Linked DNA regions of Mus musculus: region 2 is linked to region 1. The links are chromatin loops, found by intact Hi-C in ENCODE. Cell type or tissue: heart. All regions are shown on one strand. Links, peaks and the distances in the headings refer to the core of each region. The heading gives the core; the rest is flanking DNA.

Region 1 (6,661 bases), core at 790-4,789:
GTCCCGGCCGCTGGCAGCCGCTTCCCCTGGGCCCCGCTGGGGGGCGGGCAGCCCCGGAGCGAGCGCCGAGCGGCTCCCCGCGACGGCCGAGCCTCGGGCGCCGGGGCTGCGGCGGGGAGGCTGCGGGGACCTGCGGCCGCGTGGGCGAGTGCGGGCGCGCCGGCCATTGTGCGCCGCGTGTGTGCATCGATCGTGGGCAAGGGGGAGGGGGTACTTTGCTTTTTGCAAGATTATTTCCTAATATGGCTCCTTTGTTGAGAACCGGAGGAAAAAACATGCAGTGGTTCTATCAAAATAAATTGCTATTGGTCCCCGAAATAACGTTTCTAAATGTGGGACCGGTCCCTTCCTTGGGACACCGAGGGAGAAAGACAGCTTTCTTCAAGTTCTTGGCAGCCCGTGTTTTTGGCCAGGGTTCTCCTTTGCAAACTTGCCTGACTGCCACTCTTAGGTTAACCCAGCGGTTTACGGCATAGCGGGACTTTCCCTTCAATACCTCATTTGGCCATGGTTTTTATTGACATTCTTCTGAAGGAAAACACAGCGAGCTGAATGTGCCGTGCCCCTCCCCAGCCGTGACCTGTCTCTGCTAGCAGCTGTCTGGTGTTTCACTCAACTAGCTAAACTGGTTCTTTCTTTGTGCCGTGATGTGAGATGTCGGGTTTGACATCAGAACTGAAATAGAAATCATGTGTGAAGTACTGAGACGACACGGCGCTGGCTTGACTGCCAGGGAGCCGAGGAAACCGCGCTTCATTATAGGCCGGCGAATGCAAAGGTTTTCTTTGGTATCTAATTGATTCGATTTTATCCAGTGGCAGTTGTTTCTACCTCAGCCCAAAGCCACAATCACTCACATATTTGTTCGGTTCTCATCATAGGGCTTCCTTCAATGAGACTGATATAAAAGTGTATGCTGCCCCCTCCTCCCATGAGAACACAGGAAAACCCCATATAATCAAACATCTTAAACAGATGCTGCATAGACCTACAATCTTCTACATTTGTGCAATCATCAAGAGTAGTTTAGAGATCTCTGCAAACAGTGCATCCACAAATGCCTGCTTTTTCTATTTTACTCAACATGTAGTAACTCATACGGTTATGTCACTGAAAACCCCTCTGGGCACTGGGATTGCTCGAACCACGGAAGTATTATTCTTGGCAGCCAGGTGGATTTCTGGACTCTGGAAGATTCTGTTTCAAGTGTTAAGATTCACTGCAGTATTTACTCATGCCGTGACGTTTAGATGGCTATACCAGAGATTGTGTCTATTTTCTGTATTCACAGTCACAAGGCATCATGGTATGAGGATCCAGATATCAGTCTGGAGAGCTCATAGAGGCCGAGCTGTCCGACTGTGTGTGATTATTTGTTGGTGGCTTGAGAGCAGTTCTTGTACACTGAACGTGAAAGCTACTCTGGGAAAGATGCTATTCACTCCAGCAGGCATCACCGAGCCTTCAGCAGACTCCGTTTATTTTCTTAGTCATTCCAGAATACTCAAATGATCATACATACCACTGCCACGATCTCTGGCTGCGTCTGTTAACACATTTGTGGTGGTATAGTCACACGTCAGGTGGTTTACCAAACGGATCCATACAGACTATTCACACCCCACATAGAGAGTGGTGCTGTACTGTGTGGTCTGAATGGAGCTAGGGAGAACACCCACAAATTGTACTGCCCAACTGGACTTTAGGGCTGGGGCTGATTGGTGGCTGGGTATCTTGAGGGTCTTGTCCGCCACTTCTAGTTTGGGCTTTTTTGAATTCTGGGTTTCTGGGTTCACTGGTAACTGAGTAACTATCATTTCCTGATTTCTTTGTTTCTAACTGAACATGGAACTGGGGGCACATTGACTGAAGGGGAATTATCTCCTCCGATTTACACTATTAATTTGATAGATTAAATACTCAAGACAAAGTTTATGAATGTGTGAGTATGCAGTATTCTACTAGGGTCTGATTATCTTCTCACAAAGGAGCCTCCCAACATGGTTCATCAGGTCCACGCCAGGCCATGCCATGTCACTCCAACCTACACCACAGGCCAGGATGAGTCTCAGTGGGACTTCCAAACCTAATAGATCTCTCACTGAGAGTTGAGCAGTTTTCCCCAAAGCAAGATGCATAGGTCCACTTATCTCCAGACTCATCACATTTTATGTATTAAATACAAGCAGGTTTTTCTTTGCCGGTCACACTCTAATTAATTGTCTTAATTAAAAATGTAGGATTCTGAATAGTTGCTCTGGCTTTGTGGCTGAAATGATATTTTACATCATTCAGGTAGCACCCAGCATTTTTTTTTTTTTAGGCACCTGCTGTGTGCCAGGCACCTCTGTTTAGTCTGCATTTGTTCAGTTCTTATCTAGTAAGGAAAGGGTGTGTTACTTGAATTTCACAAATAAGGGGACTGGTGTAGAAAAGGGATTCGACTCACTGGGGTGACAGTGTGTGTGTGTGTGTGTGTGTGTGTGTGTGTGTGTGTGTGTGTTTGTGTGTGTGTGTATGTGTGTGTGTGGTGTCAGATCAGGATGGAGGCAGGTCTTACTTGAATTTTCCTCTTCCACTTCAAGGACCATTACCAGGATGCTGCCTCCATCCCTCACCCCCTCCCTCTTGGAGGAGCACAGAGATTTAAGCTACCTGGGAATTGTAAGCATTTACAGTCTCTGCCACAGACTATAAATAGATTCTGGCTTTTGGGGCTGACTTCATTTTGTTGGCTGGGATCTTTTCTTTCTCCTTGTAAATTTAGGTGTTTATCTGGCCTCTTTGTAGAGTTGTAGCTCCTTAAGTTCAGGGACCATATCTCTTTTGTTTTCAAGAATAATGCAGTTGCTCAAAAAGTGCTTATTTTATGTAAGAGTAAGTAGCTCCCGCTGTGTCCTTACACTCTATTCTTCAGTCCATTCCTAGGTTTGACTCTGGTGGCTTATTTAAGTGCCCCAGAATATCTTGTCATTGGCTTCCAACCTTTACAGACAACATCAGAAAGGGGGCAGCCATTCTCCACAAAATCTCCCTGGTAGTCATGATTAAGACAGACACGTTTAAGATGAGGTACCAGGCTTAGTACCTGAACTCGCTCCAGTATTGTGCTTGCTTGGTTTATGCAACCTAATTGGCCTTGCAGAATGCCCTGTGCCCTGTTCTTATTTATTTATTTATTTATTTATTTATTTATTTATTTATTATTGTTTTTATCTTGTATTTGCCGAGGTGATAGTAATCAAAATGCCAGTCTCGGAGGAATATGTTTATTTACCACTCTGAAGAGATTTCTGCTTTCCAAATCCAAGGATTAGTGTTAGATAGCACTGTGTCAATAAGACTCCAGCATGAAGGTCGGGAAGCCCCTCTGATTGCATTTCTCCATTGCTTGTCTAATGTTATTTTACTGTTCATGCATGATAAACGATTATTAATAGGAATGTGTCACATAAGCTACATTAATTATGTAATTTGAGAGTCTTATGATGTGTTTATCTTGTTATAGTCGGCACCTTAATAAAATACGAATCTGGCTTTACTTATCTGGTTTATTTAAGCACACAGAGTAATGAGCTTCATTGTGACATTTCCGTTCCTCTTCTGGTATGTTGTTCTTATTTGCTTTCTCCTCTGCCTTCTTCCAGTCAGTACCTTGCTTCTTAGGACTTCTCTGAAGGGGCTCCCCTGGAAAGCTCGTGGGAAGGATCACACCCTGTAGATCTGTGTCTTGCAACGACATAACTTTTATAAGAATATGTCACAGACCCTTCCCTACTCTTTCTCTGTGATGAAATATTTAATTTTGGAGTATAATGTTAATTTCAAATTTTAATGCAGTCATGCTTTATACTTAGTGTTTTAGCATTTATTACCTAGTGCGATCTTTTGAGTGGGCATGGCCCCATCGATTAGTCTGTTTGAATACTTGGCCCACAGGGAGTGTCGCTATTAGGAGGCGTGGCCTTGTTGTAGTGGGTATGGTCTTTTTGGATGAAGTGTGTCACTCTGGGGGTGGCCTTTGAGACCCCTCTCCTAGCTGCCTGAGAGAGTCAGTCTTCTAGTGGTCTTCAGATCAGGATGTAGCATTCACAGGTCCTTTGCCAGCACCATGTCTGCCTGTATGCTGCCATGCTCCCCGCCATGATGATTATGGGCTGGACCTCTGAAAAATTTAAATCAGCCCCAGTTAAATGTTTTCCTTTGTAAAAGTTGCCACAGTCCTGGTGTCTCTTCCTAGTCACTTCTGAATTCTTTACAGTTGCTATCACGGCTATTCATCTTGGGACCCGACTTGTTTAGTGGTGTCAGGTCACGTTGGAATCTCCTGTGGATCTCCTTTCATGGTCCCTGCAGCCTGGAGACCCAGGCTCTGATGCTGGCAGCTCCCTTGACTTGTGTTCCTGGGAGTCATCCAATCTCTTATGTCTGTCCTCATAGAGTTTATCACCCTGGATCTATTGTAAATGGCATCCTAATGATTTTCCTTTTTGTAGCCTCTTTTCTCTGTGGTTTCTTCTTCATATCCCTTTCAAGTAATTGCCGATAAGACAAATATATGCTTACAGTACAGGCCTTGTTAAAGTCCTGACCTCCATCCATGCTCTGGGGGAGGCTGGCGGTGGAGTAAGCACGTCCTGAGCCAGGCAGGGTCAGGATAAAACAGAAGACATGGTATGGCTTGTCACTTGCTCTCTTCCTCACCCAGAGGCCACCGGGGTTCTTAGTGGTGCCCATTCATCATTCACACAAGTTCACCCTCATCGTATTGTATGGAACTGAAGCTTCTACCATACAGCTGCAACTTGGAATTAGACTTACTAAAAAAGGAGAACCTGGAAACAAATGGCTGTACTGTGAATTCCCTACTGATGAGCACACTCTTAAGCTGGACAGTGGTGAGGATCCAGCTGTGCTGCAGAGCAGCTCTGTGATGGGTGGTGATGGGTGGCGGGGGTGGGGGTGGGGGGGGCAGTGTCTTGGTTATGTCAGTGGGAATGGCACCTGGCTCCTACAAGAATACTTGGCATGCAGCATGTCCTCACTGCAATTTCACTGCAGTACAACCACACCCTGCAGTCTCGCTGGATATCACTCACTAGTTTCTATCCTATGTCTAGAATTTCCTTCCTGCTTCTCCTGTTCCCCCCTCCTCTCTCTGCCCCTCCTATCCCCCAACTCCCCTTGCTCCTCCTCCCATTCCCCATCCTCCTGTTCTTCCTCCTCCTCCTCCTCCTTCTGCTTCTCTTCCTCCTCTTTTATTTGTTTCTTTTTGAGATAGGTTCTCATTTGCTGGCCTGGACCTTACAGAGCTCCACCTGCCTCTGCCTGATGAGTTTCCTCACATTAACTCATCCTGATCCTGTCTTTGGTTTTATTGTGGAGTGTGCCTTCCCTTTGGCAGTTCTGTTGCTGGGCATCATGGGCCATGCCTTCCTTTGACCACGTTCCTGTAAACCACAGTGCTGGCTCAGTGCTTCAGTTCCCACTGGGTCCATCTCCGAGACGGGTAGGCAGTGAGGAAGAGCCAAGTGAATGAATGCTTGAATGAATGAATGCACTTATGGATGGCTTGGTAAGATTCTTGGACTTGCTAGCTACAGGGAGTGCCTAGTTTACAAGATTACCTCTGTGCGCTTTTGAACCTTCTGAGAATGCCGTATTGCCTAGAACCCAGTCTAAGTCATTAAAAGGATAATCTGAACAGCACACCTATTAAAAGTACAGTCACGCCCATGGGACGGCGGCTTCACACTGTTGTGCATGCGGTAAGTGTCTCTGTGACACACTCTGCTGATGAACAGTCTTATCTCACATGAACTTCACCTCGCTTGGGGGAGGAAAAAACATTGTGACACATTTAACGCTGATCACAAGATATCGGCCTATCAGTGCCATGAATGTGAACTTCCATATTAAACCTTTATTCTCTTCAGCCCCTGGTATTTTGCTTTGTGTGGTGTGTGTGCACATGTCTGTGTGGGTGTGTATGTGTGATGCATGCAGAGGCATACATCTGGTATCTTTCTCAATCACTGCTTCCTTAGGTTTTAATGCTCTATTAGCATATGTTAACTATTCATAGCAGTGAGCTTCATTGTTGCACCTTCTTGTGTGTGTGTGTGTGTGTGTAATGTGTTTCAACTGTATCCTTCCTTGCCCCCTTTCCTTACCTGTCTCCCTTCAACTTCTGACAATCCCTTTCCTCTTCCCATCTGCTCCTCCTCTCTGTTTGTGTCTGCCATTTTTGTGTGTTTGACCCACAGAGTCTCATTAGATTGTTTCAGTCAACATGTACATGAGAGTCATGTCTCTACCCTTGTCTTAGTCAGGGTTTCTATTCCTGCACAAACATCATGACCAAGAAGCAGTTGGGGAGGAAAGGGTTTATTCGGCTTACACTTCCATACTGCTGTTCATCACCAAAGGACTGGAACTCAAGCAGGTCAGGAAGCAGGAGCTGATGCAGAGGCCATGGAGGGATGTTCTTTACTGGCTTGCCTCCCCTGGCTTGCTCAGCCTGCTCTCTTATAGAACCAAGACTACCAGCCCAGAGATGGTCCCACCCACAAGGGGCCTTTCCCCCTTGATCACTAATTGAGAAAATGCCTTACAGCGGATCTCGTGGCGGCATCTCCCCAACTGAAGCTCCTTTCTCTGT
Region 2 (6,661 bases), core at 1,654-5,653, 130 kb after region 1:
CCAGAGCACTGTGTTTCTCTATCCATCTGATTTGCCCCCCAGGACCCCACTTTGGCTCCGTGCACCTGCCTCAGCCTTCAGCCTCTGCCTGCTGCTGAACCGCTCTTGGTTTTTCACTGAGGCCACCTCCCTGTCATGCTCATGACTCTTCTGGTGACTGGATTCTCTTATTTCTGCAGCTGGAATCTGTCTTTCCTCGCTATCATTCTCTTTAAGAAACTCTATGAGTTGAGAAGAAGGGGTGTTCACTCCAGGGTCTGTTAACATGGCCCAAGATACAGAAATGGTTGAGTATGAGTTTAGGTATCCCACAACCTTGAACTTAAATTTTGCCCCTGTCGATAATTGCTGTGTGGCCCCGAGACAGTCCAACTCTTTAAATGGATGGATGGTCATTCGAGTTGTTTCATTTTCTGGGGCTTTAACAGCTTTTCTTTGAATCTTCTGGTGAACAACCCTTATTTCTTAGGTCTTTGCTGACACGTGTTTAGAATGATAGATTTTTGCTAGTTATCTGAAGTGGTTGTAATGAGGTGTGTCATACGCAATTTAAGGGATTCCTAAACTTCAACAAAAAATAGTTAAAAGTGAGTAGGGGCACAGGCATCTGAGCAAGTAACTTTGGATACTGTCACGTGTAGTTAGGATGCTGTTGTGAGATTAAATGTTATTTCATAAAAGCTGCCTTCAGAGCACAGAGCTTGCAGCTCTAGGATTCTGAAAGGATTCTGCTGCTGTCCTAGGGGTCCTTGGGGATCCTTGGGGGTCACTGTCTCCTCCTGGCTTTATCATCTGTGTGTGCACCGTATGTAACTATGGAATAGCAGTGCCTACTCTCGGGTAACATGGGTTTATCTCAAATATTTAAGAGAAGTAGGCACTGCTTCGAAGAGGCATTTTCTTTTGCTGGGTGGCTTTGTATACGTATCTCCTGTCACACTGGAGCGTGCAAACGTCCCGGTTTCTGAAAGTTCTAGTTTTCTAAGTTCACCCTGATTCTGGTTTCTTCTCTGTGTGACAATTTCTTACACACTTTTCTCACCTGCCCTTCTAAAATTTAGTTCAGACCGTGAAGTTACCTGTTCATAAAGCTTTGCTAGGTTCAGTTGCCTCTGGGGGGAATCTAAATACTTTCATAACCATCCCCACGGCCTTTCCACTGTTCTCTCTGTAGCCCCTGTGGGTCCGCTTGCCATAAGTTTGTCCTTCTGCACATTAGCTCATTCTGGTTCCCCTGTGTGGAAGCTCCTCTTTCGACCCTGTTCAGTTTGCCTGAACATCTCTGGATCCCCAATGCTCTTTCCCTGTTCTCATTGTTTCTATCTGACATTGTGTGAACTGCTGATGAGGTCCAATTTAGCGTTCACTTTGCGGCCTGCTTCTGGAAATGTATGTGTCTCTCAAGGTCACTCGGCTTTACCACTTCAGTATCTGCACTTAGATCTGTGGCCTTGCTCGGTTTGGGGCAGAGAACAAAGTCAGGTTTCTTCCCATGGATCCAGCCCTTGAGACCCTGCAGTGCGTGCTGCTGTCCCCATTATGTCCTTCTGTCATCATGCAGACAGCACAGACCTTCTAATGAGTCTCATCTCTGACACGGCCATTCTCATGGCTTTGTTGTAGGCTGAGATTGTGCTGGCATCCCCCTCTTTCTCTCCTACATGTGGATGTGATGTATTCCTGAACCAGCTTGCCAGCCCACTTTCTCTAGACATCCAATTGCAGCTATGATTAGAATAGATCTCAGCTTTATATATTTATTGGACAGTGGGGCTATAGCCCATTTTCTGTGCACTTAAATATAACTGTGTATATATAAAATACCTAGTTGTGTATTTCTTTTCTTTTTCTCATTTTCAATGCCAAGAAAATATTTTTGTAGTTTTGTTTAGCAATTCTTATTTGTATGTATTTATGTGCATTTATGGGGCACGTAGGACGTGTTTGATTCATGCACATGAAGTACATGCTCAAGTAAGAGTAGTCAGTAATACTGTCTCCATGCGCATTGCCTTTCTGTAAAGCTTTTTATTTCACTTTTAACTATGTGCATGTGTCTGCATGGGAGGTTGTGCACCTTCGTGCAGCATCTTTGGAGATGAGGATGTCTGATCCTCTGGAGCTCAGATAACACAGTTGTGAGCTGCCTATCATGGATGCTGGGAACCCAGCTTAAGGCCTCCGCAAGTGCAGCATGTGTGAGCCATCCCTCCAGCCCCCTATATTATCATCTCTATGTACTGAGAATCTTCTGCTTCTTTTCCTCTACCTATTTTTTTTAAAGATTTATTTATTATTATACATAAGTACACTGTAGCTGTCTTGAGACACACCAGAAGAGAGCACCAGATCTCATTGCAGATGGTTGTGAGCCGCCATGTGGGTGCTGGGATTTGAACTCAGGACCTTTGGAAGAGCAGTCAGTGCTCTTACCTGCTGAGCCACCTCACCAGCCCTCCTCTGCCTATTTTAAAACCCACAGCATGCTGGACACAATACACTTACCCCTGTGCACTCTGGAACACCGGGGCTGATTCCTGTTATCTTAGTGGTGTGTGGCTTTTCTCTGTCCCCCTGCTTTCCTACCTGTTCTGAGACCACGACTATACAGTGCTTTGCTGTGATGGAGGACCTGCGGTGCTTGTCTTCCCTTGGCTGTTGTGCTCCATCTAACAAGATGTCCTTTCTCCCCACCCACATGGCACAGGTGATTTCATACTTTATGGCCGTGTCTCTCTACATTAGAAAAATCTATTGGTCAACTTGGGTTGACAGTGTTGAAGGGGACTCAGGTATCCAGGCATCTCCTGAGGCATCGAGATCATTTTATTTCATATAAACCAGCAAAGGAATTTTAATTTTTTTCAAGGCATCTTATCTGTTTTACACAATGCAGTATGTCTTGAACACTGTGCCAGGTACTCTTGCCTCTTTGATAATAGCCATCTGTCCTAGAACTGGTGGATCGCCGTGAAGGGACACCATGACCACGGTGACTCTTTAAAAAAAAAAAAAAAAAGCTCTCTAACTCTTTTCAGCTTTCTTGACTGCAGCATGCTTCTTTCTCTGTGTCTGGTTCCACTCCCTCTGAGCATCACATCCTGGGCAGGCACCCCATGGCTCTGACCTGGGTCTCCAGGGTAGTATTAGGGTTCCGTTTCACAGCTTCAAGCAATGGTTTCTCCCAGTCTCTGTGCAAGGACACCCCTGGAGCATGCCCGGCCTCAGCAGCTTTCCTTAGCCATGGAGGGAGATTCCTCAACCCCTTTTTTGTATCCCTCACTCTAAAACCAGAACCAAGTGACCTAAGCCACCAAGGTCTTCCGCTTGCTGGGGCTGGGACTTGGCCTCCTTGCAAATTCATTTGCATCAGCTTTCTGGGTTTGCTGGTTTCCTTCACTGTTTAAGCTCCCTTTTATTTTATTTTTCCACAGCTGTAAGCTCAGCTGGGTGGGGTCCTGCCCTGAGGTCACTGCTCTCTTTATTCCATACGGGCGGCGTCAGGACTTCCTTTAGGAGTTTTATCTCCTTGAGCGCTGGACTCAGCTCCATCACACTTCCTGATGCTCCTTTTCTCTCCAGACGGTACACTTTTCACTTTCCCTTGCTCAGACTGCTCCTTTTCATCACAGATCTGCATGAGAGGGTCCACTAATCACCAAGCAACAGAATCAATGCTCGGCTGCTCTGAAATCTCCTCTACCTACGCTGTTAATCCAAAAACTCTATCACTTAGCCTCAGGCATGTTTTTCAGACAAGGGCAAAAAAGCAACCACATTCTTCATCAAAATGTCAGGAGAATAGTCTCTCGGCCACTTACTAATATTCTTCTCTGAAATTTCGTGAGTTGGGCCCCACATCTCAAATTGCGCTGGGCACTGACTTCCATGTCACTGCTCAGATGGCCCTCTAAGCCCCACTTATTGTGTTCAACTGCTTTCCTAATCTAAAGTGCCCATGTCCACATTCTCCAAACAGGCAAGACTGTCTCAGCATTACCCTGCTCCTTGGTACCATCTGTTGTCTTAGTCATAGTTCTATTGTTATGAAGAGACACCGTAACCAGGGCAGTTGTTTAAAAGAAAGCATTTAGTTGGGGCTGGCTTACAGTGTCAGAGGTTTAGTTCGTTGTCATCATGGTGGGAAGCATGGTGGTAGACAGGTAGACTGTGCTGGAGAAGTAGCTGAGAGTTCTACATCTAGATTCACAGGTAGCAAGAAGAGAGAGAGAGAGAGAGAGAGAGAGAGAGAGAGAGAGAGAGAGAGAGAGAGACTGAGACTGACTGAGACTGGCTTGAGCCTTTGAAACCTCCAAAGCCCAGTCCTAGTGACAAACTTTCTCTGACAAGGCCACACCCCCTCCAACAAAGCCACTCCCCCAACAGTGCCACTCCCTAAACATTCAATGGCCTATGGAGGCCATTCTTTTGTCTTGTTTTTATTTTTGAGACAGGGTTTCTCTGTGTGACCATGGTTGTCCTGAAACTTGTTCTGTAGACCAGGCTGGCCTCCAACTCAGAGATCCACTTGCCTCTGCCTCCCGAGGGCTGGGATTAAAGGTGTGCACCACTACCACCCAAATTATGGGGCCATATTCCTAGCATGTCTGTGGTGACAACCATAGTCATTCTGTTTCATATGCCTTTATGGTTGCTGATGCTTGATGTGTTTTCATATGCCTTAAACCATTTATGTCTTCTATACATGTATCCAGGGGCTAGAGAGATGACACTCAGCTGTCAAAGTATTTGAAAAGAACCCACATGGTAGCTCTGGACCCCCCACCTGGTACCCAGAAGGAAAGAGCTGCAGCTCACATATACTAACTGTCGTATCCATTGGGTCAGCACACACCACATGTTGTGCCTTTGCTGTGCAGATTAGGAGGCGACCATTGCTCTCATCCTTGGAGGCTCTACCCTCCTGTTCCAGGCCAAAGCTGGTGATGGAGGCTCGTAGGCTGGAGAATCTAGGCAGTGGCAGGAGCCTTAAAGCTTCCTCAACTCGCAACTTCCAAGCAAGTTTTAGAAACTAGAGCAAGTTTTAGAAACTAGAAAACACAACTATATCTGATTCACTCCCCTTCCTTTTTGCAGTTATCTCTGCTGTTAAGAGACTAAATTCTAAAACTCACATCAGTGAGGGTTCCTTTTACAGGCTCAGCACGCTACTCACAAAGGATCTTGTAAAGTGAAATACGACTCTTCATGATTATGAAAGCGAGGTGAATTATGACTGCCAGAGGCTCCCGGCACCTGTGGGTTTGCCAGGCCAGGAGAAAACGGAGCTTCTGGGTCTGCGTCAGCCGCAGGAAGTTACTTAGATGTCTCCCAGGGACCCCCCTCCACCACTGCACTGTCTCCAGTGCTGTTTCCACACAGTGTGTATTATATAATCTGTACTAGTGGTAGTGTGAAATCCATTAAAAGGTCTGTGGTATGTGTGTTGTGTGTGCATACATGTGTGTAAGACAGAAAGAATGTGTTTGGGGGTCTTTATTTTACTTCTAGTAGTTGAGGGAGTAGATTAAAATGTAAAAAACATTCCGTTTGAGCCTAGAGCTCTGTCCTCACGGGGAGTATTGAGTTCACAGGGGAAGGCTTGGCAACCTTCTCTCTGTGTCTCACAGACCTTTGAGAAATGATCAGGACAGTTACACAGTAACTCAGGTCACCTGAGACAGCAGGACTTGAAGGAGAGGCCGTTGGACCCAGTGCCGAGGGTGAGGTCTTTACATTATAAATCAGCTGAGTCAGACCTCTTAGGCCCGAGGCCAGTTATCAAAACTTCTCTTCAGCCCGCTGATAAAACAGTGATGACATCAAAGGAAAGAGCATGTGCAGCAAGTTTGCATGAGGCTGCTGCAAAGCAGTGTGCTTGCAAAGCAGGCCGCCTGCAGACAGTCCACTTCCCCCTATAAAACTCTGCATCATCACCACCACCATCACTACCACCATCCTCACCATCACCATAACCATCACTACCACCATCCTCACCATCACCATGCCTCCTATCATATTTCTCCCCGTCCTCTTGTAGCCACCATGTCTTAGCTGATGGAATTCTCGCTTGCTCAGACAGTGGCCTTCTCCTAGGGTGGCTTCCCACAGTGAATGCTATAGAATAAGGCCATTGGCTGAGCATAAATTCAAGGTCACTAAGAGTTTAAGGTCATCCTCAGCTACCTGGCAAGTTCAAGTCTAGCCTGGGCTACATCAGACTTGGCCTCAAAAGAAACTCTGGTATTTCTAAATCTCTTAAAGTAGTCCCTTACTTATTTATTGAGACAGAGTCTCACTTTGTGGCTCTTGCTGTCCTCTAACTTGCTATGTGGCTCAAATTGCCATCAAACACACAGAGATTACCAGCCTCTACCTCCCAAGTTCAGTAACTGATAGCACTACACACACACACACACACACACACACACACACACACACACACCCCTCTAGACATATAAACAACAATTTCTTCACTACAGAATACCATTTCCAGCAGGAGAGCTGCAGTGCCTCCCTTCACACATGAGAGGAAAGTACGTTTCTTGTAAGAGGAGCATTGAGCATAAATGTGCATGTCTGTCAGGAATGGTCGAGGCTCGGCACAGTAGGATGGCCGCATTGCTGGAGTCAAAAAACATTCCGCCCTCCTACACCTGGG

What was found. A loop is a pair of places that touch in the nucleus more often than their neighbours do. Peaks named below come from ENCODE experiments on the same cell type or tissue, not always from the same donor. Only the 100,000 strongest peaks of a DNase experiment are listed, where the experiment ranks them.
Region 2: a loop joins it to region 1, with 4 times the contacts of the local background. A loop is called at or near these places in 5 of 42 quality-filtered maps.

What each region holds. Positions count from the first base shown.
Region 1 is chr5:110,979,639-110,986,299 of GRCm38, forward strand. The region is part of intron 2 of Ttc28 (tetratricopeptide repeat domain 28); the gene reads left to right. Among named protein-coding and RNA genes, the nearest start is that of Mir701, 21 kb to the right of the region's middle. In heart, for the core only: a CTCF peak has its summit at 3,006; no DNase peak of the experiment used is centred there; H3K4me3 peaks cover 461 bases; H3K27me3 peaks cover 497 bases.
Region 2 is chr5:111,108,122-111,114,782 of GRCm38, forward strand. All of the region lies in intron 5 of Ttc28 (tetratricopeptide repeat domain 28), which reads left to right. Among named protein-coding and RNA genes, the nearest start is that of Mir701, 110 kb to the left of the region's middle. In heart, for the core only: no CTCF peak of the experiment used is centred there; a DNase peak (open chromatin) is centred at 3,440; H3K27me3 peaks cover 691 bases.